Regions from separate parts of the Mus musculus genome. Here region 2 is linked to region 1. The links are chromatin loops, found by intact Hi-C in ENCODE. Cell type or tissue: gastrocnemius. All regions are shown on one strand. Each heading gives the region's core, and the rest is flanking DNA. Links, peaks and the distances in the headings are about the cores only. Region 1 holds the start of Ube2j1 (ubiquitin-conjugating enzyme E2J 1). Region 2 has its middle 19 kb from the start of Rngtt.

Evidence for each region. Hi-C counts contacts between places; a loop is a spot of excess contacts. Peaks named below come from ENCODE experiments on the same cell type or tissue, not always from the same donor. Only the 100,000 strongest peaks of a DNase experiment are listed, where the experiment ranks them.
Region 2: it touches region 1 in a loop (2.3-fold over the local background); 8 of 42 quality-filtered maps call a loop at or near these places.

What each region holds. Positions count from the first base shown.
Region 1 is chr4:33,023,546-33,036,212 of GRCm38, reverse strand. Ube2j1 (ubiquitin-conjugating enzyme E2J 1) reads right to left here and starts at 4,833. Exons shown (of 8, transcript NM_019586.4): 1 at 4,597-4,833. The coding sequence starts at 4,627. 4933421O10Rik (RIKEN cDNA 4933421O10 gene) reads left to right here and starts at 4,890. Exons shown (of 2, transcript NR_036602.1): 1 at 4,890-5,356; 2 at 5,692-9,074. In gastrocnemius, for the core only: no CTCF peak of the experiment used is centred there; DNase peaks (open chromatin) are centred at 4,804 and 5,744; H3K4me3 peaks cover 3,764 bases; H3K27ac peaks cover 4,064 bases.
Region 2 is chr4:33,284,917-33,297,583 of GRCm38, reverse strand. No RefSeq gene overlaps it. Among named protein-coding and RNA genes, the nearest start is that of Rngtt, 19 kb to the left of the region's middle. In gastrocnemius, for the core only: CTCF peaks have their summits at 4,595 (motif pointing right) and 6,428 (motif pointing right); DNase peaks (open chromatin) are centred at 4,612 and 7,319; H3K4me3 peaks cover 1,266 bases; H3K27ac peaks cover 1,003 bases.

The DNA.
Region 1 (12,667 bases), core at 2,095-10,094:
TTGGAAACACTGAGATGAGGGCAGCACTCAGCTCATGCTGCGCTTTCATCTCAGTCTGCAACTTCAGACCATGAACAGTGCCATCCACAGTGAAGACTAACTTCATCTATATATCCCCTCACAGGAAATCCTCAGAGGCTATCTCTGAGGTGATTCTAGGTGCTGTCGGGCTGAAAACCCAGTGTTATGATGGTCAATTTCAACTGTCACTTTGATGAGGTATGGAATCACCTGAGAGAAAAGCTGCTGGTTATGACCATGAGAGATTATCTTGATCTGGTTATTGAAATGGAAAGACTCACCCACTGTGGGTGGCACCATTCCCTAAGCTAGGATTCTAAACTGTATTTAAAAAGTAAAAAAGGAGAAAGCAAGCTAGCATAAGCATCCCTTACTTTCTGCACTTGACTTCTGATGTAATACGACTCAAGCTCCTGCCGCCGCACCTCCCCCGCTACAATGGACTGTAACCGTGAACTGTGAGCCAAAAATAAACCCTCTTCCTGCAGTTGCTTCTGTCAGAGGATTTTATCACAGCAACAGAAAAGCAACCAAGACAGAAATTAGTCTGGTTCCTACAGAGAAATATCTTTACAGAATGTCAAAGTACTAGGGCTAGAACAGTCTGTCCCTCCTGGGGGTCCATCCATCTCCTGCTTCAACCCTAAGTCCTTTCTCTTTCTCTGACTGGGGGGGAAACATCAGTCAGAGAAGACAAGGCAGCTGTATTCCTACTCTTACTTTTGTGAAGGCCATGGTCTCTGGATCAAGACTTTGGGCTCCATGGGCCCCGTATTTACTCTTAGCTCACTGTACTTACACTAAATTTAGGGCCACAAATAAAAATAAAGAGGCTGTTTAATAGGTCATTGTCTTCCAAACATCAATTTATCTTATAAAGTCAGTATGTCAATATTATCAGTTGCAAAGACAAGGTGAATTTTAGGAGCCAGTGACCTAGAGATTCTTACCTGGGAACGCAAATGATATATACTCTCAACCACCTTGTCCTGTCCTCAGAATGAACATGTCAGCAAAAGTTTAAGAACTACTGTTTCTGTTTACAAAGACACCGCAAAGGTATTTACTTTAAAAATAAAAATAAAAAAAATTAAGGATGGGCCGGAGAGACGCTCAGTAGGTAGGCAACATGCTACCAAGCCTGACAACACGAGACACAACCTGAGTCCACATGATGAAAGGAGAGAACTGACTCCAGCGAGATGTCGTCTGATCTCTATACAGTGACACACACACACACACACACACACACACACAAAATAAATAAATGATAAGACCAAAACAAAACAAAGGGCTGGAGAGATGGCTCAGCAGTTAGGAGCACTGGCTACTCTTCTAGAAGACACAAGTTTGATTCCTAACACGTGGAGGATCTTAATCCAGTTCAAGGAGATCCAATGCCCTTTTCTGACATTAATGAGCGCCAGGCTCACACTAGTACACAGACATATTCAGGCAAAACATTCCTACACATAAAAATAAAGTAAAATAATTAAAACAAAATGAACAAACAATACACATTTGAAAAATGTTTAAGTGGAGAGAGAAAAAGAATAACTTCTTGCCTTAACAAGCTTATAGCAATTAGAAGACTTGAAAAAAAAATTGAAGACACTGTGACAGTACTGACCAGGTATGAATAAGTTAAGGACTACCTAGCCTAAGGGAGCTGAGAAGGCTGAACCTTAGAGAAGTTTAGGAAGTAATAGGAATTTCAGATGGGCTCAGTGGAAAGCATTCCAAACAGAGGATCCGATAGGGATGGAGACATACCATCTGGAGAGTGGGTCAGGAGGAAATGCAAAAGAGCCAAAGAGAGGCAGGGGAAGGAGCTGGCAAGGAAAGCAAGGGTTAAGTCTTGAGCAGCCCTGTCCAGCAAGCTAACCAACCTAACTCTGAGCTTTACTGTTGCTAAATGATTGCTGCTCAAACACTGTCAATTTGAGAAGAGATCTAGTGAGTGTTTGTTTAATGGATCTGTTTGATGACACAGTAACACCTTCACCACAGGGCAGAGGTAAAGGAGCTGACCAAGACTGAAGACTGTCTTGGCACCACTGTGAAAGGTGTCTCTGTGGGAGACCAGATGCCTAACACGTGAAGGGCAGCAGCTCCCTGGATGCTATAAATCCATGGGATATCTGAGGGAAATAGAGGAGTTTGAAGAAGGTTGGGATACCAAGGAATTTGGTTTTTACAACTCACAGAGACCTTTTCGATCTGTGGGAAATCTGTAAAAATGTTCAATCACATATTCTATGCAGACCAGTTGATATGGTCTGGGTTCACTGGAAAGTCTGATTAGTGTGAAGTTTCGGTTGATACCAACAGGATGAACAGGATAATTCCCAGGCTTCTGGTACGATGGAACAAAGTTACCATATGCAGGACACAACGGTTAACCATAGTCTGTATTGTGTCCTCCAAGATTTTCCCATCCTTATCTCTGAGATAACCCAACACTAGCAGACAGGAAATGAGATGTTTCGATTACTTCCTCTCACAGTCAGTAATCTACAAGTAACAAAGATTTGAGACTAAAACAAAGCAAGCATTATCACCAGACTTCTCGGCACTTTGGCAACTTCTAGAGTTCATTGAAACTACCTTCTCTACGAACTCAAAATCACCTACATCAACAGGGAAGACAGTTTAAAGCTTTTTAAAGAATAGCATCACCTAGAGAAGAGAATTTGTAAACAGATACAAGAGTCAACCGAAGTCCAACTTACTTTCAAAATTTATTAACTTACTAAGTAGATCAGACTGGATCTCACAGAGATCTGCCTACCTCTACCTCCCAAATGCAGGAATTAAAGGCACAAATCACCATACCCATCTAGAAATGTATTAAATTTCTAAAGTTGCTTAAATTTTATCATAATCTTGGGTACAATAGCCTATCAAGAAGGAGAAATTTGGGGCTGAAGTGAGGTCTCAGAAGTTAAGAGCACTGCCAGCTCTTCCAGAAGACCTTATAAACTGACCCAGATGGTAGCTTACAGCTGTCTATAACTCCAGTTCCAGGGGATCTTACATCCTCACACAGACATACATGCAAGGGAAAAAAATGCACATAAATAAAAAGATAGATAAAAGGAAGTTGTTAAAAAAAAAAAAAAGATTGAACAATTTCCTGACAACATTTCACACTGCATTATTCTCTGGACATCTGCCTAAGGACCTCTGCTGCTCTAGGTGTGACTAAGTACTGTACAATTTACTGCACAGTTTGATTTTAAAAGTCCAACAAATTTAGCTAGGTGGCAAACACCTTTAATGTCAGTTCTGGGAAGGCAGGGGCAGGAGGATCTCGGCCAGCTTGGTCTACAGAGTGAATTTCAGGACAGCCAGAGCTACACAGAGAAACTGTCTCAAAACAACAACAACAAAATTCCAACTAATTTAATCATTCTGGCATCAAAATGGTAAAATCCAGGCATTTCTACTTTCTCTGACCTTTTTTAACTCTTCAGGTTTTAAGTGATGGGCTGAAGACAGAGACATGTCCCATTAAAATTCAGCCATATAATTCTTACACAGGCGTGGTCAAATTTTAAACAAACACCGTAGAAATGACTAATTCTACATCTGGTCCCTAAGGCCACTTACTTATCAGCATTCAAGCTAACAACATTCTGTTCAGCCAATATTCTCTGGCTTTTCCTTTATATATTCTAAAAATTTAAAATATATATATATTTTTAAAAAGATTCACAATACCAACTCTTTCCCATAAAGATATCAGACTTAAGTCCAAACTAAGAAGCAGTGTGGGAAAGAAAACAAACGGTGACGAGAGTTCTAGTTCAATGATCATCAATACCCTGAGGCTTATTATTCAGAGCTAACAGGGAGGAGTTTTTTCCCCCTGACAAATTATCAAAGTACATTTTTTAGGCTCCAGTAATTTGTGCTACGTCTGCCTTAAAAGATATGACAACTGATAATGGGTTTTTTGTTTTTTGTTTTTGGCATTGTTTTTAGTGCACCAGAAAATAACTGGAGGCCAGGATTGTCTGAGGGCATTAACTGAAGGAAAGAAATTCAAAGTAGCAATCAACCCCCCCAAATCATGGTTAATTCCCAAGTGCACAGCTCAACTAGTTTAGCTACAGGACATATTTTTTTTTTCTACGTCTATAAATTCTCCCCCAAATACTGAAATTGGATATTTCAACCACAATAAAAATGGGATATTTCAAATGTGAGTCAAACACCTAACAAAAGTTCGTCGGCAGAGGCGGAGGGGACACGAAGGACGCAGATGCGGCCAGGGATGGTCAGTAGTGCGGACCGTCGTCGCCTTCGCACCTGCCCTTGGCTCGGCTGTCTCCTGCTTCGCTCCGCAGACACCGGGAGGAAGAGGCCAGGAGCGGAGGAGCGCCAGCGCATCGGGGGATCCGCAGCGGCCGCCCGCTCTGCGGCCTGCACCCCCGGACCGGCCGCGGCCTCGCGTAAAGCGCGAGCCCGGAGCAGCCGCGAGGGCCGGCGGACACGAGCGGGCCGAGGCGCCGCGCTCTGAGTCCCGGGTCCCCCGCCCGTCCGCCCGCCCGCCGCCCCAGCCCGGCTCACCCGGGCTCTTCAGGTTGTAGCGGGTCTCCATGGCGGACGTCCCCGCTGCCGCTCTCGTCGGCGCCGCAGCTGCCCGGGTCTCGCGCGGCGGACGCGCCTAGCGAGGGCCTCCGCTGACACCGCCCAGTCCAGCCCGACCGCGGGCGAGGTGCGTGCCGCGGGGTCCGCCTCCCTGAGGGCCGGCCGGGCGCCGGGGCGTCGCCGAACGGGGCGCCGGGCTGCGGACGGCCTGCGGGACTGACGTCCCGGCTGACGCGCCGCTGCGTCACCGCCGGCGCCGGGTCTGTGAAGTCGGCCTGACGTGGCGGGCGCTTCGTGGCGGTCGGTCACTCGGCAGCGGCGGTCCCGCGAATCCCGCCCGCCCGGCAGCCCTGGGGAGACGGGCGGCACCCTCGTCGTCCCCTCGGCCCAGCCCGGGAGACCGACTCGCCGCGGGCCCTTCAGGGGTTCCCGCGGAGCTCGCAGGGAGCTCGGAGGAACGGCGCAGCCCGGAGCGGCGGGCGGGCGAGCGCGGCCTGGGACTGCGGCGCCGTGATGTGCGCTTCTCCGAGCCCGCAGTTGGCCTCGGTGCGATGGACGGGAGTGGCCCCTAGCTCCGCGGTGCGGTTAGCTAAGGCAGCGTTTTTCGGGGTGCATCAGAACCTCCCAGAAATAAAACCAAGGGGTCGCCTGGAATGTTAATAAAAACGCATAAATGGGACAGGTCGGTCTGAAAGAGATGCGGTGCGTTTGTCTTTTCGGATCATGGAGGACAGAGAAAGTAAGGTTCTGGTTCGGACGGCTTACCGAGATAAAAGGGCCTCAAAAAAGGGAGGGAGCCAGCGGAGATTAGAGAAGGTTATAGGTGGAATGAAGATTAACCAATTAGACAGATTAGTGTTCTTGTTTAACATTGTCAAATGTGTTTGTGGGAATGTCAGTAATTTTTCCCAGCCGTCTGAAGGAGGAGGGAAAAAAAAAAGATTTAAGTGGCATCTTCTAAGCCATTAAAGGCGATGTTTTCTGAATAGTACGGTGATAATCTGAAGAATAGAGAAGCAAGCAAAACCGAGCTTCAATGTGCTTCTCCATTAAGCTTTCATTCTTTGTGTTCAGTCCTCAAATTTAGCATCCAGCAACCTGCGCTGCTCCGACCGGCCCCATGACCAGGCCTGCCGAGGGGGTGTAGTCGTTCCCATCCGCCCGCCAGCCAGACTCGGAAGGCACTTTGCCCTGAGGCTCTCCTCTTCCTCCCAACAATGGAGATAAGGATGTTTCTCTTTTATTTTATTCTTGAAGCCACATCACCTCGTCCTTGGGGGCTCTTCCTTAGGTAAAAGACAGCAACAAATCCGGCATTGAGTTATGGGCCCATGGCAAAGCTTAATTATAATCACTGCAAGAGAAAAGTCAACTCTTAATTTTTTTCTAAATATAAACATGTACAGAGAGGGTAAATATGATTTTTTTTTAAAAAAGGAGTAAATGCTAAAAGTTACTAATTGCTTGACTGTTAACTGGGTCGGAAAGATTAATTTTCCCAGAAATGTAGGTTTGTCAAAAGAATACTTTGTTTCTTCAGAACAAATTCCCTCCTAGAAGAAAGTAACAATTTTCAGCAAACAAAAAGATTCCATCCCAAATTAAAATTTGGAAGAATTTCATCTTATTTTTTATAATAATCCTGACGATAACTTTAAAAAATAAAAAACAAACTTAAACCAGTTTCTGGCGATGCTGCAAATAACAAAAGATGAAGTTCAAAACACTTCAGAGTCTTGACAGCTTTGAGCTACAATCCCCATGTGTTGTATGTGTTGTTCCCCGTTTCTCTAGACAAAGCCCTGTGAATGTGGTCCCCTTCCCCTTAGCGTTGACATCCTGATACAAGCTCTACTGGACGTTGAATGCTTGATCAATTCATTTACTCTTCATGAGTGTTGGCAGTGACACAGATTATTTTAATGGTTGAAGAAAATTGAAGTCTTGAAGAAATTGAGCAGTTCATTTAAGTTCTCTTATTTATTTTGAGTACAGTGCAGGTTCTTAGCTTCTTGGTATATTTTACTGCTACAGTCCAGGTGAGACGTTATAGACCACCACACATATATAAGGCCAAATTACAGTCCTTTATTAAGCCAGCAACCAAGAGCAGGCTCTTGCCCCCAAAGACTCTCTCTGCTCAGGGTATAGCATTTCTAAAGAGAAACCACAACGGCATCGCATCGTCGGGGTCAGGGGAGCTTGTTTGCATTTGTTTTGACTATACAACCAGCAAATATTTTGGTTATGTATCTGAGCCATGGAAAGTCCCAAATGTGCTGCCAAGGCGGATGTGAATGTTGTTGGGGTGGGGGGAGGGTGAAGGAGCTGGGAAAGTGCTCAAGCAGACACAAAATGGAGCCCGAGTAAGATCAGGACAAAATGGTGTTACTTTAGTCATTTCACTCCTTGTTACTTTTAGTGTTTCTTTTAGTTACTTTTCAAATGCTTGATGTCTCTGTTTGGATTCCTTAGTTTCCAATGCGTGCCCACTGGCTTCTAGCTTTGTAACCAGAGCAGAGCCGGAAAGCTGGTCCCTGAAGTCTCTGGAAGGCAAGGCTGGTCTGCGTGGACCTTTAGCGTCCCGGCCTCTTCCTTCTCAGGAAGTCTTCTTTACCTGGATTTGGTGGATCCAGGGGGTGACACCTCTTACTTAGTATTTAGATGACTGTCCATAGTCTATCCATAGCCGACTAGCCCAGTGGCAGAGTCTCTGACTTACATTATCTGAACTCTTGGGAGCCAGGTGTGATGGCATATGCCTTTAATCCCGGTACCCGGAAGTTGGAGCCAACCTGGTCTACAAAGTCTACAGATCAAGTTCCAGGGCGACACAGAGAAACCCTGCCTCAATTAAAAACAAGGAGAAGGGCGTTCTCTTTTTACAGAACTAGCTAACTACCACTCAGCCATGGAATTAGCTTTTCCTCCTAAGAGGGGGAGAATGGGTAGCTATCAGGATGGCAGGTCCCATACCAGTGGGGATGGCAGGTCCCATAAGTACGAGGTTGACCCTGTTCGCACAACTCAGATGTTTGACAAACTCCCCTTTGTTTGAGAAGTTGCTATTTGTCTCTGTGTTGTCTGAGACCTTATCATACATGGCCTGCCCTAAGGGCTCAGGGAGCACTTTAGGAGGAGGACCGGGTATTAACTAGGTTCTGGCTCTCATAAATGGGAACTGAGCAATGGGGTAAGAAGGGTTGAGATCAGACTCTGAGTGTCAGAGAGTCTGGGAGAAGTAGAGAAGAAGGCTGGGAAAGGGGCCAAGTGGGGAGAGTGAGTGTCATAGAGCTTGGGGTGACAGGAGAGAAGCAGAAGGGGAGTCTAGACAAAATGAAACACAGATGGAATCAGAGGGTGGAGGCTCCTGGATCAGAGGGTGGAGGCTCCTGGAACCACGAGTATAATCCCAGAAAGGAATCAGTACAACTCACAGAACACCTAACAAGGGCAGTGGGTTTCTCCCTTAAAGGTGAGGTGCACACGCCAAGTTGGCTTCTAATCACTAATTCAAAGAACCTAGAGAATAGACTAGCTCTCTCTGGTTCAGCCCTGAGACAGAACCAAAGGGGACAGAGACATTAATAACAAAAATGCCACTCTCTGGGCAGAATCTGTCCAGTCACTCACACAACAATTCGGCCAGCCAGCCATTAGAAACCCAGGCCTCCCAAACACTCACTGAATCCCAGGTCCTCTACTGGTATCCCAATATAGTGTAAGAGGACAAGGGAGTACCCAAACCTAAGAGCTCCTCAGGAGGAGGCCTGGCCCTCTTAGACCCTAAGGCTCCCCAGGAGCCCTGGCCTTCAGAACTGAGTTCCTAGAACCAGATGGACTCAATCGGTCCCGGTGTCTGGGAACACAGCAGCTATCCCAGACCTTCTGTGCTCAGCAGCAGGCACACGACCCCGGAATGACTTCAAGGGGTACAGGTATGGACTGAGTTCCGTGTGCATACGGTAATATCACTGGGATTTCTGTATGTTACAGTCCAGATGAGAAAGTTAAAGTGTCCAAGAATAGGCTCTTGCCCCAAAGAAACTCTTGGCACCAAAGCTTAAAGCTCAAGCTACAACATCTCTAAGGAAAAAAAAGCACAATAGCATCGTTATCAGGTATAGGTCAGGGGAACCTAGTCACATTTGTTTTGACTATATAACTGTGATGGTTTGTATATTCTTGGGCCAGGGAGTGGCACCATTTGGAGGTGTGGCCTTGTTGAAATAGGTGTGACCTGGTTGGAGTAGGTGTGTCACTGTGGGTGTGGGCTTAAGATCCTCACCCTAGTTGCCTGGAAGTCAGTCTTCCACTAGCAGCCTTTGGATAAAGACATAGATCTCTCAGCTCTGCCTGCGCCATGCCTGCCTGGATACTGCCATGCTTCCACCTTGATGATAATGGACTGAACCTCTGAATCTGTAAGCCAGCCCCAATTAAATGTTGTTTTTTATAAGACTTGCTTTGGTCATGGTGTCTGTTCACGGCAGTAAAAACCTAACTAAGACAACAACCAACAGATGAACATCTGGGTCATGGTCAGGGTTATGGAAAGTCCTGAGCAGACACATGGTGGAGTCAGGGTAAGATTCGGACTGGATGGTGTTACCTCTGTCACTCACCGCCATATTGACGAACTCTTAACATTTTTGTTTTTTGTTTTTTTTTTTTTGCTTCAATACTTTGAAGTCTATTTCAGAGGTTCTTAAAGTTTCAGTGGCCCACATAAGAATGAGGACCTCAGGTGACGTGCAAGCTTTCTGACTGAAACCCTGTTGTTTTATGCTACACTGCAACAGCTTGAAAAGAGGTGTTCCTTAGACTTCGGTGCTCCTTGGAGGTTACATTCCTTAAGCACTTAAACTATTCACATTTTTAAACTAGTCAGCACATAAAACTATTCTTACTTTTTGAAATGCCTTCTTCTTAGCTGAGCATGATGGCGCATGCCTTTAATCCCAGCACTTGAGAAGCAAGCAGATCTGAGTTCGAGGCCAGCCTGGTCTACAGAGGAAGTTCCAGGATAGCCAGCTCTACACAGAGAAACCTTTTCTCAAAAAACAAAAACAAAACAAAAAAACCCTGATTTTTTATCTTAACAATCATATATGATTATTGTTCCATATTTGGGATATGAATACAATACAAATTATTCACAACCCTTCTCTTTAGAAATGACCATGATTGGTGTTTTTCTTGAGCCATTATTGTAAAACATATTAACAGTTCAATCCTATTGCATCTAGTTTTCTGTAGAATATCTGCTGTCAGCTCATGGTTTGAAAAAAGCAGTGCTATGATTATTTGCATGGATAGGATGAACAGGCTTATATCAGCATCTTCCTAGAGTAATATTTAGAAAGAAAAACATCCTAAACATTATATTAGTGATTTTGAATATTTTGTAATAGGTCTTGCTCTTTTTAACAGGGAAAAATCCACCTTCCATAGTTTTTCTCCTATTTTTCCACCCCAGAATTGAAGTGGTTGTTGGTTTGTTTGTTTGTTTGTTTGTTTAATGATCGTGTGGCTGATGTTAACGTAACAGAAATGTTGTTCGGGTTATTAGGCTCCCAAGCTTAAACTCTCAAGGACTCGAAGTTGCACTCCCAACACCCCCCTCCCCCCGCCACCAACCCTCCAGCCCCTGTGCTCCAGGACTACTGTGTTAGGGATGAGGGAGGGACCCTGCTCAGAATCATGCTTTTGCTTTATTTACAGACTATATCATTTCATTTCTTTTACACTTTGAAGTTTTGTTTTTTATTAGAAACAGGCTGAAGAGATGGCTGAGCAGTTAAAAGTACTCGTGGCCCTTGCAAAGGGCAGCAATTCCGTTCCCAGTACCCATATAGCATAACCACCAGCAACTCCAAATGAAGGAATCCCACAGCCTCTTCTGATGTCGATGAGCACCAGACATGCACGTGGTACACAGACAGACAAAATACTCATACACATAAAATAAGTAAAACTTTAAAAAATGTTTTAAATTAAAGAAAGTGTTTTTTTAATAAAAAATTAAAACTTCGCTTTAAAAAAACAAAGATTATGTGAGGTAACCCAATCACAAAAGAACTCACATGATATGTACTCACTGATAAGTGGATATTAACCCAGAAACTTAGAATACCCAAGATACAATTTGCAAAACAAAGAAACTCAAGAAGAACGAAGACCAAAGTGTTGACACTTTGCCTCTTCTTAGAATTGGGAACAAAACACCCATGGAAGGAGTTACAGAGACAAAGTTTGGAGCTGAGACGAAAGGATGGACCATCTAGAGACTGCACACCTGGGGATCCATCCCATAATCAGCCTCCATACGCAGACACCATTGATTATGACAGCAAGATTTTGCTGAAAGGACCCAGATATAACTGTCTCTTGTGAGACTATGCAGGGTCCTAGCAAACACAGAAGTGGATGCTCACAGTCAGCTATTGGATGGATCACAGGACCCCCAATATAGGAGCTAGAGAAAGTACCCAAGGAGCTAAAGGGGTCTGCAACCCTATAGGTGGAACAACAATATGAACTAACCAATACCCCCGGAGCTCGTGTCTCTAGCTGCATATGTATCAGAAGATGGCCTAGTCGGCCATCATTGGGAAGAGAGGCCCCTTGGTCTTGCAAACTTTATATGCCCCAGTACAGGGGAAAGCCAGGGCCAAGAAGTGGGAGTGGGTGGGGAGGGGTCAAGGGTATGGGGGACTTTTGGGATAGCATTGGAAATGTAAATGAAGAAAATACTTAATTAAAAAAATAAAAGCATGTAAAGAATGAAAACAAAAAACAAAGATTATAATCTATACCGTCCTTTCTCTCAGTTCAGATGGACCACGGGATGGGCTTGGCAAGCAAGTTCTCATCTTCTAAACTTGGCTCTAAAGGAAACACCTGCAGCTGAGATAAAACTGTCCTTTGTGACGGGGAAAAGCGTCCAGATGTGCTTGCGGACAGCTGGGCTGCTTCTGTGTCCTCTGCATTCTGAAGGAGCTTCTCCTACAGGGTCCCTCTTCCACTCTGCATGGGCCCGTCACTCCAATCTTACTCCCCTGGTCCCAGCTACGCAGCCGCTGAGTGATGCTAGCCAGCTGCTGACTGACTGCTGCTCAGTCTTCACACTGACTTAAATACTTAAACCACTGCTGCCCCTTCTTCATGGTTGTGTTGGTTCCGAATCATCAGCAAACTGTAAAGTAACAGGCTATAACGGCGTTCGATACTTTTAAGCAAATTTTTAATTTTCACTGTAGCAGCCACAAAATAGTTCATACACGTCTCATTCTTCACTCTGCAGATGAAGGTCAGCACATACAGGAGTTATGAAACTTGTGAGCCCAATTCTGTGCCCCTGGTATTCTGGTCTACAATTACCAGGTCCTTTAGCACACTGGCTTTTCCTCGAAAGATTTACAATATTGGCAAAGCGAATATCCTGGGCTTCTGAGCATCCTGCCTTCTCCACGGCTCACTTAGCACTCACCACCCCAGAGGTGGCACAATCCACCTGCCTTCTACTGCCCTGGGAGGAAATCCTGGCACCCATTTTACCTCCCCAGAGGCTTGAGGTCGAGTTGAGGTGTAGATGGTTGTAAACAGTATATGCTATATGTGAGCGAGTAGGAAGTAGAAGTTTTGATCTCTCAATCTGTTGTTTTTTAATAAAATACCATTCAGGGAAACAAGGTGTCTTTTAAAATCCTGAAATGGTAGGAAATTTCTGTTATAAAAGTCACCCATCTCCACCAATGGGTGCAGAGAGGCGAAGATGGTTTGGTTAATCATTGCTGAAGGCGTGGCCTCGGAAAACACACAATCTTTAGAAACCTCTTGAGTAATCAGTGAGTAAAAACGTTAGAACTTATTTGTGAAGATCACTAGGATGTTGGAGAAAATACAAACAGTCTCCTGGGCTGAAGGTCACTTAATGATGGGACACTTGCCTAGCTAGCGTAGCAGCATCCTGGGGTAGATCCTGGCACTAGTAAAAACAAGAGAGAACCAGATCCTAAGACAAGCATGGTGGCACACTGGCTGAGGG
Region 2 (12,667 bases), core at 2,840-10,839, 260 kb before region 1:
GCAAAGTGGGGGATGGGTCTCCCCACTTTAAATTCAAGACCCTACAATTAGAGATCGAGCCTTGATCAGAGAACTTTGTCTTGGCTCATTATTTTTCTTACCATCCTTCCCATCCACCTCCAGCTTTCCTTTCAGGATGCCAGGAACCTGGGGCTGCTGGCCGCTACATTTCACCTCAAAGGCCCCATTCCTCAACACCGCCTTTCTGTATTAGCTTACTTTTCCCTGATATTATGATAAAATATTCTGACAAAAAAAATCTTCAAGGGAAAAGGTCTCATCTTGGCTCGAAGCTCAGAGTTCCAGGCTATCCTTGCAGGGAAGTGACAGCACCAGGAGCTTGAAGCAGCTGAGGTCGCCTCACATCCAGAGTAAAGAAGCAGAGAGCAAAGTGCGCAGGGGCTCAGCTCACGTTTTCCTTTTTATACAGTAGGTGCATCTCACCCCACCTCATCCCAATGAGAATGTCCCCACAGGAACTTCCAGAGGCCCATCTTCCAGGTAGCTGGATGTCTTCTCAAGTTGACGCTTGAGGTTAGCCATCACAGAAGAGTGGGAAAGCTCTGCTCCAGAGCCCAGGTGCTTTTTTGGTTAATACAGGTTAGTGTATCCCAAAAGGCTTCCTGCGATAGGCCTGTTAGCTCAAACACAGAGGTGGACAATGAATAGCCATGAAGGAATCTGAAGATAGCTGCAGATCATCCGGCCCTAGATCTGCAAAATCCCCACCATTTCACAGTCACTGAAGTTCAGCCTTTCACAAAGCTCACTTGTTCAAAGACCCTCCTCCAACATCACAGCTTGTACTTGCACGGAGACCAAACCTTATTCTAATGTTTTATTTCATGTCCCTTGGATCTGATACAGATGAGACTAAATCATAAGCAGGAACGTGGAAGAGGAAAGAGGAAAAACTGATAAAGCCGTGATGGAAGAAACTTCTGGATCATGTCAGGTCCAGGAGCAATCGTGACCCAGATGTGGTTTCGTGGTGATATCTGAATGAACATATCAAAAATACAACTAATGGGGCAGGGGATTATATCATCCTCATTTGTGGTTTTCCTAAAATCAAGATTAGCATTATTTTAATCACTTAGGTATATACCAAGCAAAATACTAAATAGATTGGATGAATTTCCATATGTAAATGTATCTGTAACTATTTAGCGACCTGGCACACTTTCTTGTTGGTGTTGTTGAAGGTGAATCCCATGCAGCACCTCTGAGGTCGATGTGGTCAGGTTCACAGGAGGAACTCAAACAAGTCTGCGGTGAGAAGTAAAACCTAAGGGTTTATGTCCTGTATTTTGGCTGCTCTGGCACTGGCTGGTTGGTAGTTGGTACCTGGAAAAAAAAAAAAAAAAAAAAAAAAACCTTCCTCTACAGCCAAAGGGAATCTTTGAAGCAATGTCTTTTTTGTTCTATTTGATGAAATCACCTGTTTGATTGGGGGAGGTACCTTTTCATCTCTTGAGAGCTCACTGTGCAAAGCTGTGACCTGTACTGCTATTTTATTTGTGTTTAAAAGGCCCTTATAATAGTGTAGGATTCCCTTTGATCCAGCTCATATAATTATAGATTAGCTTTCATAAGACACTGAGCTCTTATTTTATAAGGCGATAATGGATGTTTTCCAAAAGGGACAGAGATTTAGAAGAACTAATGCAAGTGTCTTAGACTACCAAAGCCGAACACTTTAATTAACGTCGCTCGCTGATATCAGGTCCACAGGGGATGATGACAGATGCTGGCTGGGCTTCAGGATCCCTGTGAGTATGTACAATAACGACGGGGACCAGTCGTGAGGAGACAGATCAGCTTTATGTGGATGATTCAAAGGTTATATAGTTTTGGGGAGAGCCGGGGGCAGGACGGTGGGGAAGGACCATTGGCTGAAGGTTTAAGGAACCAAGATGCCTCATTAGCATGGGGAAGCATTTCAGAAATCTCGGGTCCCTGCTGAACGGGTTCTTATCAGGAGATAGGAAGCTGGACCTGTAACCTTAACCAAGGTTATGTGACATTTCACAGGTATAGGGGGTGGGGTCTGGGGGTCCCTCTGGCTGAGAAGAGGAAACCTCACTGACAAAGGAAGTCCGCCATTCTGTACCAAGCTCAGAAAGCTATCAGGGCAATGGTAGACTTCAACCTTAATTAGCAGGGCAACAGACCCTAAGTCTTCACCAAGGGATGGAGTGTGCAGGGGATAAAGTGCACTGGGAGGAGGAGCTCCTTAGGGATGGCCACAGCAGGCTTGATAGTAAGTCTAGAGACAACAGAGGGAAGGCAATGGCCCTATAGGCTCATAGGGAAAGGCAGTATGAGGAGATGTGGCCTTGTTGCAGTGGGTGTGGCCTTGTTGGAGGAAGTGTGTCACTGTGGGAAAGCTTTGAGGTCTCAGAAGCTCAAGCCCGGCCTAGTGCATCATTTTCTTCCTGCTGCCTTTGGTCTGGATGTAGAACCCTCATCTCTTTCTCCAGCACCATGTCTACCTGCACACCCCCACACTCCCCACCAAGGTAATAATGAGCTAAAGCTTGGAAACCGTTAAATGTTTTCCTTTATAAGACATTCCACGGGGGCTGGAGAGATGGCTTAGAGGTCATCTAAGACATCTTCCAGAGGTCCTGAGTTCAATTCCCAGCAACAACGTGGTGGCTCACAACCATCCATAATGAGATCTGATGCCCTCTTCTGTTGAGTCTGAAGACAGCGTACTCACATACATAAAATAAATAAGTAAGTCTTTAAAGAAAAAAAAAAAAACTTTCCATGAACTAGGCAGTGGTGGTGCATACCTTTAATCCCAAGGGCAGGAGTTCAAGGCCAGTCTAGTCTACAGAGCTAGTTCCTGGACAGCCAGAACTACACAAAAAAGTGCTGTTTCAAAAGCCAACCAACAGCTGGGTGTGGTGGTGCACACCTTTAATCCCAGCACTCAGGAGGCAGAGGCAGGCGGATTTCTGAGTTGGAGGCCAGCCTGGTCTACAGAGTGAGTTCCAGGACAGCCAGGGCTACACAGAGAAACTCTGTCTCGAAAAACCAAAAAAAAAAAAAAAAAAAAAAGCCAACCAACAAACAAATAAGTAAGAGTTGCCATAGTCATGGTGTATCGTCACCACAGTGAAACCCTATTTGAGGCAAGTCCCTCTAGCTTTAAATGTGTATATTAAAGATAGAGTCTTCATATGTAACCCTGGCTGGCCTAGAATTCAATACCTAGCCTAGGGTATCCTCTAACTCATAGAGATCTACCGGCCTCAGCCTCCCAAATTCTAGAGTTAAAGGCATGTCCCAGCATTACCTGGTTTGTTGTAATTTCAACACACACACACACACACACACACACAGTTTTGATAAATCATCCAAGCTAACCTTAAACTTACTCTGTAGCCCATGAAAGCCTTAGACTGGTGGCCTTAAACCTCAGCTTCAAAGTAGCCAAAGTTACAGCTTCCGGTCCCAGCTGGTGTCCCTATCTTCCATAAATCAACTTAGTTCTGATCGCTACATCCCTGAGCTATCTAGGAAAGAGCATCTTTCATGAGGCTCAGAATCCTGCAGGTCTGGCATCTCTGGCTGAGTGCCTTGAGCTACTTCTCTTCAATGTATTTCAATCATCATCTGTGGTTCCTTCATTCGCTAATCAGACAACGGGCTAGAGAGACTCCACAGTTAAGAGCACTTAATTGCTGGGTTCACAGAGGACTAGACTTTGGTTCTTAGCATGCATGTCAGGCATCTACACACATACACATGAATACAAATAAAATCTTTTATATACAAATACAAATAAAAGCCGAGCATGTGGCACACACCTTTAACCCCAGCACTCAGGAGGCAGAGGCAGGCGGATTTCCAGGCCAGCCTGGTCTACAGAGTGAGTTCCAGGACAGTCAGGGCTATAAAGAGAAACCCTATCTCGAAAAATCTTTTAACAACAGCAAAGCCCGTGCAAGAGAACACAAATGCAGCATTAGATAAGTACAAATGGCACTCAATTTTCTGAGACATTCGTTCTCTCAGGACTGGAAGACAGAATGGGGGCTGGAGAGATGGCTCAGCAATTAAAAGCACTGACTGCTCTTCTGAAGGACCTGAGTTCAAATCCCAGCAACCACATGGTGGCTCACAACCATCTGTAATGAGATCTAACGCGCTCTTCTGGGATGTCTGAAGACAGCTACAGTGTACTTATATATAACAATAAATAAATATTAAAAAAAAGACAGAATGGACTCAGTGATGCAATTATTGCTTTCTTTTAAAACAAAGAATCTTATGAATCCCAGTCTGACGTCAAATCATCTATGTAACCAGAAGATGCCCTTGAACTTCTCCTGCCTGTATCTTCCAAGTGGACAACCTTGTATGGGTTATGCAGTGCCTGGCAATATACCCAAGTCACCACACATTTGAGGGAAGTCCTCTACCAACTAACTCCATCATCAGCCTTAAGTATCGCAAATAACCAAACTGTATACACCGACTACTGAGGAGTTAGATAGAATCGGGTGAAAAAATAAACTTTATTTTCCGTTTTTTCCGTCCATGAAATCGGAATAATGCTACACCTAATGTTTTTCCACCAGGTGGCGCTACAGCCCAGGGAATCCACCTCATTGATTTGCGACTCAAAAGAAATGAGGTCTGGTCAAGTTTTCTTGAATTCAGCTCCACTCCTAATGTTGGATTTGGCTCCACCACCAGATTCATAGTAGCAGAGGCCAGCCTGACCTACCTCGATTAAGTAGCCGTGACTATTCCGGTACTCTGGCTGTCCAGCTCATGTCGGTAACCTCATTACAAAGGTGTAATGATGATGGGAGGGAGGGGGCTCTCTAAGCACTGCTGTGCCTTTCACAGATAATAATTATCAGCTTCTGTGTGCCATAAAAAACTTAGTTCAACTGTTTTCAATGATGTTCAACCGATTTCAATGGGCTGCTGATTTCCCTTTCAGTTGAGATAAGACAGTTTTCACACCAATTATTGCTGGTGTGCACAGCTATGCTTAATAGATATGGGACCCTGTAGACTTTGAGAGAATCGGGTTTCTCAGTTCAGGGAGAATATGAAAAACTGCAATCTGCCAGGACAGCTTCATCGTACCCCAGCTCTGTCACTTATGGGTTTCAGATGTTTTCTTTCCTGTTGAGAAAAGAAGGGTCTGGCTCTGTCTCCCAGGCTGACCTAGAACTCGCTCCTGCTCCTGCTCCTGCTCCTCCTCCTGCTCCTCCTGCTCCTGCTCCTCCTGCTCCTGCTCCTGCTCCTGCTCCTGCTCCTGCTCCTCCTGCTCCTGCTCCTCCTGCTCCTGCTCCTCCTGCTCCTGCTCCTGCTCCTGCTCCTCCTGCTCCTGCTCCTGCTTCTGCTCTCCTCCTCCTGCTCCTGCTCCTGCTCCTCCTGCTCCTCCTCCTTCTCCTCCTCCTCCTCCTCCTGCTTCTCCTCCTGCTCCTGCTCCTCCTCCTCCCCTCCCCCCTCAAATGTTGGTATTATAGGTGTGTGCCATCACATACAACTTTACAAAACTACAGATTTATTGACTCTCAACCAGGACTTCTTTCATTCATTGATTTCTGGTTTGCAAGTTTTGTGTTTGTTTGCGACCGAGTCTCACGTGTCCCAGGGTGGCCTCAAACTCCCTGAGTACCCAAGGATGAACGTGAACTCCTGATGGTCCCTATTCTACTTGAGTGCTGGAATTATAGGCGCTTTCTATCACATCTCATTTTGTTCGCCTCTGGGGACAGAGGCAAACAAAACCCAGAACTCTGTACGTTATAAGGCAAACATGCTATCATCTGACCTACATCCAAGCCTATATAGTTACTTAGACTTACTATAGATCCAGGAGGATCTCCTGCTCCAGCCTCTACAACCACAGTGTCCTATCACCATATCACCCACACAGCTCAAGCATTCTACCATCTGTCACACCTAGCTGAAGACTGCCAGGTAATGCAGTGCGTGCCTGTAAGCTCAGTACTCCAGAGGCTCGAGCAGGAAGACCTGGAATCAGGCTAGCTTGGACTCTATATGTATATTAGATTTTAAGGGGGAAAAAATTAACCTTTCGGGGCCCAAGGTTTTAACTTTGCCCCTGAAACTTGAAAGGCACAACATCACCTGGCGAGGTCATTAAATGTAAAATCTAATTCAATAGGTTTGGCGTGGACCTGAAATTCTGCATTTCACTTATTTCTCTGAAGACAGAGTCTCAGGTAGGTAAGCCATGTTGGTTTCAAATGCCCTTTATATAGCTAAGGATGACCTAGAAATCCTGACCCTCCTGCCTCAGTCCTGAAGCACGCTCTCTCTCTCTCTCTCTCTCTCTCTCTCTCTCTCTCTCTCTCTCTCTCTCTCAAACTAGTGATACTTTTTTTTTTTAAAATGTCTGAGTGTTTGCACACCTGCATGCCAGAAGAGGGCATCAAATCCCTTTATAGATGGTCGAGATTCACCGTGAGGCTGCTTAGAATTGAACTCAGGACCTCTGAAAGAGCAGCAAGTGCTCTTAACTGCTGAGCCATCTCCCCGCCCTCTTGCAGCTTCCTCATATAAGAGGTTAGTAGCTAATATTGAACATGGGAGATGCTTTTCTAAACTAAGAATTGAATAAACTATCTCTACATCAGTGTTGGGAATTTGATCTCTTCACTGATTAAAATCCCAGGTCCTCACACTTGCATAGCAAGCACTGTCCCCACTAGGATAGCCTGGAGCCCCCGTTTTCTTTGTGTTTGTTGAGATAAGGTTTCATGCCACCCAGGCTAAGCTTTGTTACATACCAGAGACCACACTTGAATTTCTTACCTTCCTGTCTTCACTTCCTAAGTGCTGGGATTAGTCTTGAACTAACATGCCCAATCTACATTTTTCTTGCAAGTTTTCCTTCCAATATCAAATAAGAATGGCTTTACGTACTTAAGAAGTAGAAAGAGAAGCTAGAAAACAAGCCACCAGTTGAACTATACTCTGTGGCCTATGGCTACCTTTTTAAAAGCCCCCCAGTTTTCTATGGAATAGCCCAAGCCACTCCCTTGAGCTGTGAATAAAAAATCCTTTTAGGAAGCTTCTGCATCAGAGAGTACTCGCAGCCCTTAGGGAAGATGCACTTTAGAAATGGGCAGTGTCCCTGCGAGGTGTTCTTAGAGTGCTGGCATTTTCTTCAATACGCTTTTGTAATAGGGGAAATTACTATTCCAAAACACAAGCTTTAAAGACCTGTTAGCACACTGTGGTCTGAGTAACCCTTGGAGACCATGCAATCCACTGGCTAGACAGCCTGGAAACAGCCACTCGACCAATCCACTGCCTGGAAACAGTCTTGGTCCAATCAGCCTCCTAGAAACACTACCCCAACCAATCAGGGGTTTTCTAAGAATTATTTTTCTGTAAAATCTGCCCCTTGTTGCCTGACAAACCGAAACCAGAATGATAAAATGTACCTGAATTTGCTTCTACACTGACTTTCTCAGCCCCAGATGGGCCGTGGCCAGCTTGACAGACAAGCATTCTCCCTTCAGTGGGGTTCCTGCTGCAACAAGTAATTTTTTTAAACCACATCATAATCATTTTGGGCTGAGGTAAGAAAGAGATTTCAAAATATATTATTGTAGTTGTTCCAATGTGGATTCATGTGAGGAAGTTTTGGTTTGGGGTGCAGTCCTGGCTACCCATGAGAGTGAGCTGCAGTGTTTTAAATCCCTGGTACCCAGACCGACTAAGTCTGAGTTTCTTCTCATTGCTGGTGACTGATTGGGTGTAGATTCAATCAGAGAAGTCTCACCACACTAAGTCTTAGCAGGATCAGCAAGCTCCCGGAGAGGTGGTTCCTGGTGAGTTTGCTTTGTTTTTGTTGTGTGTTGCATTGTAAGTTTTTCTGCCTGGGGACTGTAAATAGGAAGGAAGTTACAGAAAGACACCAATGGTAAGGGCAGGACTGGGTCATCTGAACTCACTGAGGGCATGTCGTGGTGGTGAGGTTTACGGTTGCCGTGTTGGAATGATTTTACCCTTCCTGTTATAACACCGTCATTTCACACCATTTGTTGGGGACCCTGGGTCTGTATTTAAAGTTTCATTCTACCATTCGCCTAAAGTCAATCAAAATGGGGAAGTGAGCATATATTTGGTGAGATATCATAGGGTAAGGAGTCAGCTTTGCGGTCGGTACGTTCACCATATACAGCAAACTAAGAGTTAATACAAAATGGTTGAGGTGACCCAATTGCAGACGCAGGGCTTCCTAAGAGGTGATCAGTAAGCTGCAGTGCCAAGTCTCAGAGAGGAGCCTGCGGCACTGTGTTCAAATGCATCCCCAGGACTGCTCTGCAACCAAAGAGATTGTTATCTAATCGCTTCTGTAATGTGGGTGAGCATTTCAGATATCGCTGTAGTCATGGAAGGTGTTGCTGGCTGTGTAGACTGGGAAGGAAGACTCTGGAGACAGGGCATAGAGAGAGAGAGTCTCTATACCTTTCTGGAACCATATGAAACAGAAAATACATCTCTATGGGGGTTCTTCTCTAAGGGGGTGCTTTCCTGAATTATTGAGATGGTAGGAGAAAAAAACTACATATATTCTAGCCAACTCTACCCAGTGTGTCATCAGGCCCTTTGGGTAGTGGAACTCCTTGGGGGATTATCAAGCCAGATCCCCTCACAACCTGGCTCTGGGAGTTATAATCCTAGTGCAGCCTGGTCCTTAGAAATCTTCACTAACCGGGCATGGTAGCATTTGCCTGTGATGATGAAGCTGGAGGATCCGTGTGAGCTCCAGGCCAGCCAGGGCCCTCTTACAAGAGTCAGGCTCTAAAATCAAAACAGGGCTGCCCAAGATGGCTCCACTATAAAGACACTTGTCACTAAGCCTAGCAACTTGAGTTTTATCCCTATAGTCACGTAATGGAAGGAGACAATCCATTCCCCAAACTGTCCTTTGACCTCTGTACAAGCACTGTGGGGTGTGCCCTACCCTTATGTGGTCTCTGTCTCTGTCTCTGTCTCTCTCTCTCTCTCTCACACACACACACACACACACTCTCTCTCTCTCTTATTCTCTCTCTCTCTCACACACACACACATGTTTAAACATTAAAACAAAAGTAACTCTCCAAGAATGATATAAAATAGGAAAAGAATTTTTAATAATTGTGGGGTTTTTTTGAGATTATAACATATCATTTCCCCCTTCACCTTTCTCCTCCTAAACCTTCCCAACCCACATTGCTCTCTTTCAAACTTATGGCTTCTCTTCCTTTAGTTGTTGTTCCACACATGCATACGTGCATAAGCACACACACACTTAAATGCATGAATACAACCTTCTCAGACTGAATAATGGTACTTGTATGTATGGTTTCAGAACTGACCGTTTGGTGATGGATACGATTGGTGTGCTCTTCCCTGGGGAAGACTATTTCTTAGTTGTCTATAGTTCTCTGTGAGGCACTGAAGTCTCCTGGGCTCCCACCCCCATCCATGTCAGTGAGGGAACAAATCTTTTGGGTTCAGACTCCATCTTAGAGAGTCTGACCTAAGGTTGAACTCAAGTTAAGTAATAGGCTACCCCCAAACAAGGCCTGTGTCTAGCACCAGTTTCCAGGTTATTCCCCAACAAATCTACACCCCCAGGTTACAAGCCCACTTCTAACATTTCACTTCTTAACAACCACAAATCAGGAGGAAAACAGAAGTTAGGTTTATGGTTTGGCTCCCAGCACCAGTCAATTATGTTAAGGCCATAATGGGCCCCCAATCAGAAGTGTATCAGGCTAAATGACCCTTTCTTGCCTCTCTACATGCTTGGCTGAAACTAGGCTCAGGGCTCCACCTTCCTGCTGTGTCAGGGTTGGCAGAGACCCTACTTCAATTACATTGAAATCCGCTTCTTGGTGGTCTTTTGGGGTTCACGGCTGTTTCCTGGCATAATTGTTCACATGTCTGTTGTTGCTCTAGTTCAGCTCCTTATTGGGCAGTTGTGTTGGCGCAACCTTATGAGTGTGACTTCTGCCAATACTAGAAGACATATCACAGCAAATTCCCTGCTGTTCTGGCTCTTACAGTCTTTGTGTGCCCTCGTCTTCTATGATATATCACAACTGAACAGGAGTCACATTGGAGGTTTATCCGTGGGACTGGGCTACACAACTCTACATTTTGATTAGTTTTAATTTTCTATAATGGTCTGTCTGTTGCAAAGAGAAGTTTTCGTAGTGGGAGGTGATGACTATATTTATGTGGGTAGACCCTGAAGAAGGATCAAGATTTTTTTTTTAATTGAGGCAGGGTCTTTTGTAGCCCAGACTAGCCTTAAGCTTTCCATATACCCAAAATCTACTGAGCCTTCTGGCTCAGCTTCTCAATTTCTGGAATTATAGTATGGGACCACAACTCCCAGTGTATGCTGTACGGAGAGGCAAGCCCTCTGCAGCTTAGCTACATCCCCATGCCTTAAGGAAAGGTTTCAAAAGATAATTATATTTACATTTTATTTTGATTTGTATGAGTTTGGGCCTACATGTCTGTCTATGTATCACATGCATCCCTGGTACCTTTGGAGACCAGAAGAGACATCAGGTCCCCTGGATTTGAGTTATGGGCAGTGCCAAGCTGTCATTTGGCACTGGGAACCAAGCCCAGGTCCTCTGAAAGAGCAGCCAGTGCTCTTAGCCACCCAGCATCTCAGCGGCCCTGCATCTGCATTACATCTTAGTTAGAACCGACTTTTCTTATTCACCTCCATTAACCTCAATAATAAAAGCAGACCCCTTGTACATGAAGAACATAGGGAAAATTTTGTTCTTCTGGTATTTAAAAGGTACCTTAAAACGTGTTAAAGGACCGAGGAGGGAGTTGAGTTGGTAGAGTGCTGCTCAGCAGGCATGAGGCTTTAGGTTCTATCCTCAGCAGTGATGAGCAGGCACGGTGGCACATGTCTGTGGTCCCAGCACTTGAGAGGTAGGGGCAGATATTCAAGGTCATCCTTGACTATAAAGGAAATTTGAGGCCAGCCTGGGCTACATGAAACCCCAAGTTTAAACAAGCAAAACCTTTCAAATAGATATATTAACTCTTTCAAGCCATTCCGCTATTTGTGAGATTTCATTGTTTTGGCCAAGAGATGGCACCTGCTTTTCCATCCAAGCTAACAATCACACACATATATACTGTTGGCCATCACTGGAAGGAGAGTGGGCAGGGAGTCAGCTCTTAGCAGAGTTCTTGCCTCGCTTGCAAAAAGCCCTGGGTTCCATACCTAGCCACGAACAAAGCTGGGTAAGGTGATGCAGGACTGTAACCGAGGTAAGGTGATGCAGGACCGTGACCCAGGTAAGGTGATGCAGGACCATGACCCAGGTAAGGTGATGCAGGACCGTGACCCAGGTAAGGTGATGCAGGATTGTGACCCAGGTAAGGTGATGCAGGACTGTAATCCTAGTACCCCTGGGCCAGAATCAGAAGTTGAAGGTTATCCTCTGCTAGGGAGGAAACTCAGAGCCAGCCTGAACCTACAGACCCTGTCTGTAAATAGATTAATGAATTAACGACTTGAATAGAAATCTTTTCATTAAAATACATGAGCTTTGATAACATTATTAAACATGTTCTTGTGATGTTTTCAAATCAGAGTAGAAATGAAGACATTTGAAGAGTAATGTTTGGTTCTTAGGACTTCTCTTCACGACTTTAAAGGCAGGAATTGTTAAGATTTTTCTCATCCAGTGCTCTGAGATTGCAGCTGCACCATTCCTGTCATTACATTAAGTCCCTCTTATTTACTTGGGGGAATTGTCCCTTTTTTTTTTTTTAACTGTATATTCTGAAATGAAACTGTAATTTTCCTTTCTGCTGCTCCAAGTCCTCAGTGAAATAAGAAGAGGACCTTGCCCAGGTCAGCCCAGGCAACGGGCTTTATACGGGCAGCGTCCAGGAATGAGGAACTGGGTGGCTTAAGGTTCTGTTCTGTCTTTCAGAAGGAGGACGTGTATTTCGAGTTGTATAAGCTGTGTATCTGCTGAGGCTGTCTCCGAGACCCTGCTGGTAGAGAGCTGCTTGGCAGGCGCTCGTGAGGCCCTGGGTTTGATCCCTAGCACAGAATGAACTGGGTGCAGTGGTACATGGAGCTAGTCCCAGCACTCAGCAGGTGAAGGAAGGAAAATTAGAAATTCAAGGTCACCCTTGGCTACATAGGAATTCAAGGCCAGCCCCGGTACTCAAGACCTGTCTAAATAAATAGAGTGAGAAGTTTCTCCGTAGCCTACTTTGGCTTGGAAATCAGCTAGATTACAAAATCATTCATATTTTCCAAATACTCCTTGTCTCCTAAGTTGATGTTTCTTTTTTTTTTAAGATTTATTTATTTATTATATGTAAGTACACTGTAGCTGTCATCAGACACTCCAGAAGAGGGAGTCAGATCTCATTATGGGTGGTTGTGAGCCACCATGTGGTTGCCGGGATTTGAACTCCGGACCTTCGGAAGAGCAGTCGGGTGCTCTTACCCGCTGAGCCATCTCACCAGCCCAATGTTTCTTAATAATGTAGAAATACTAGCTGAACAAACTAACCAAAACAAAACATTTTTGATGAGACCGAGTTGTGAGTGTTCTGACTCGACCCAAGCCAGGAGAGACACCGCAGTATGGATTTAGGCTTCTCC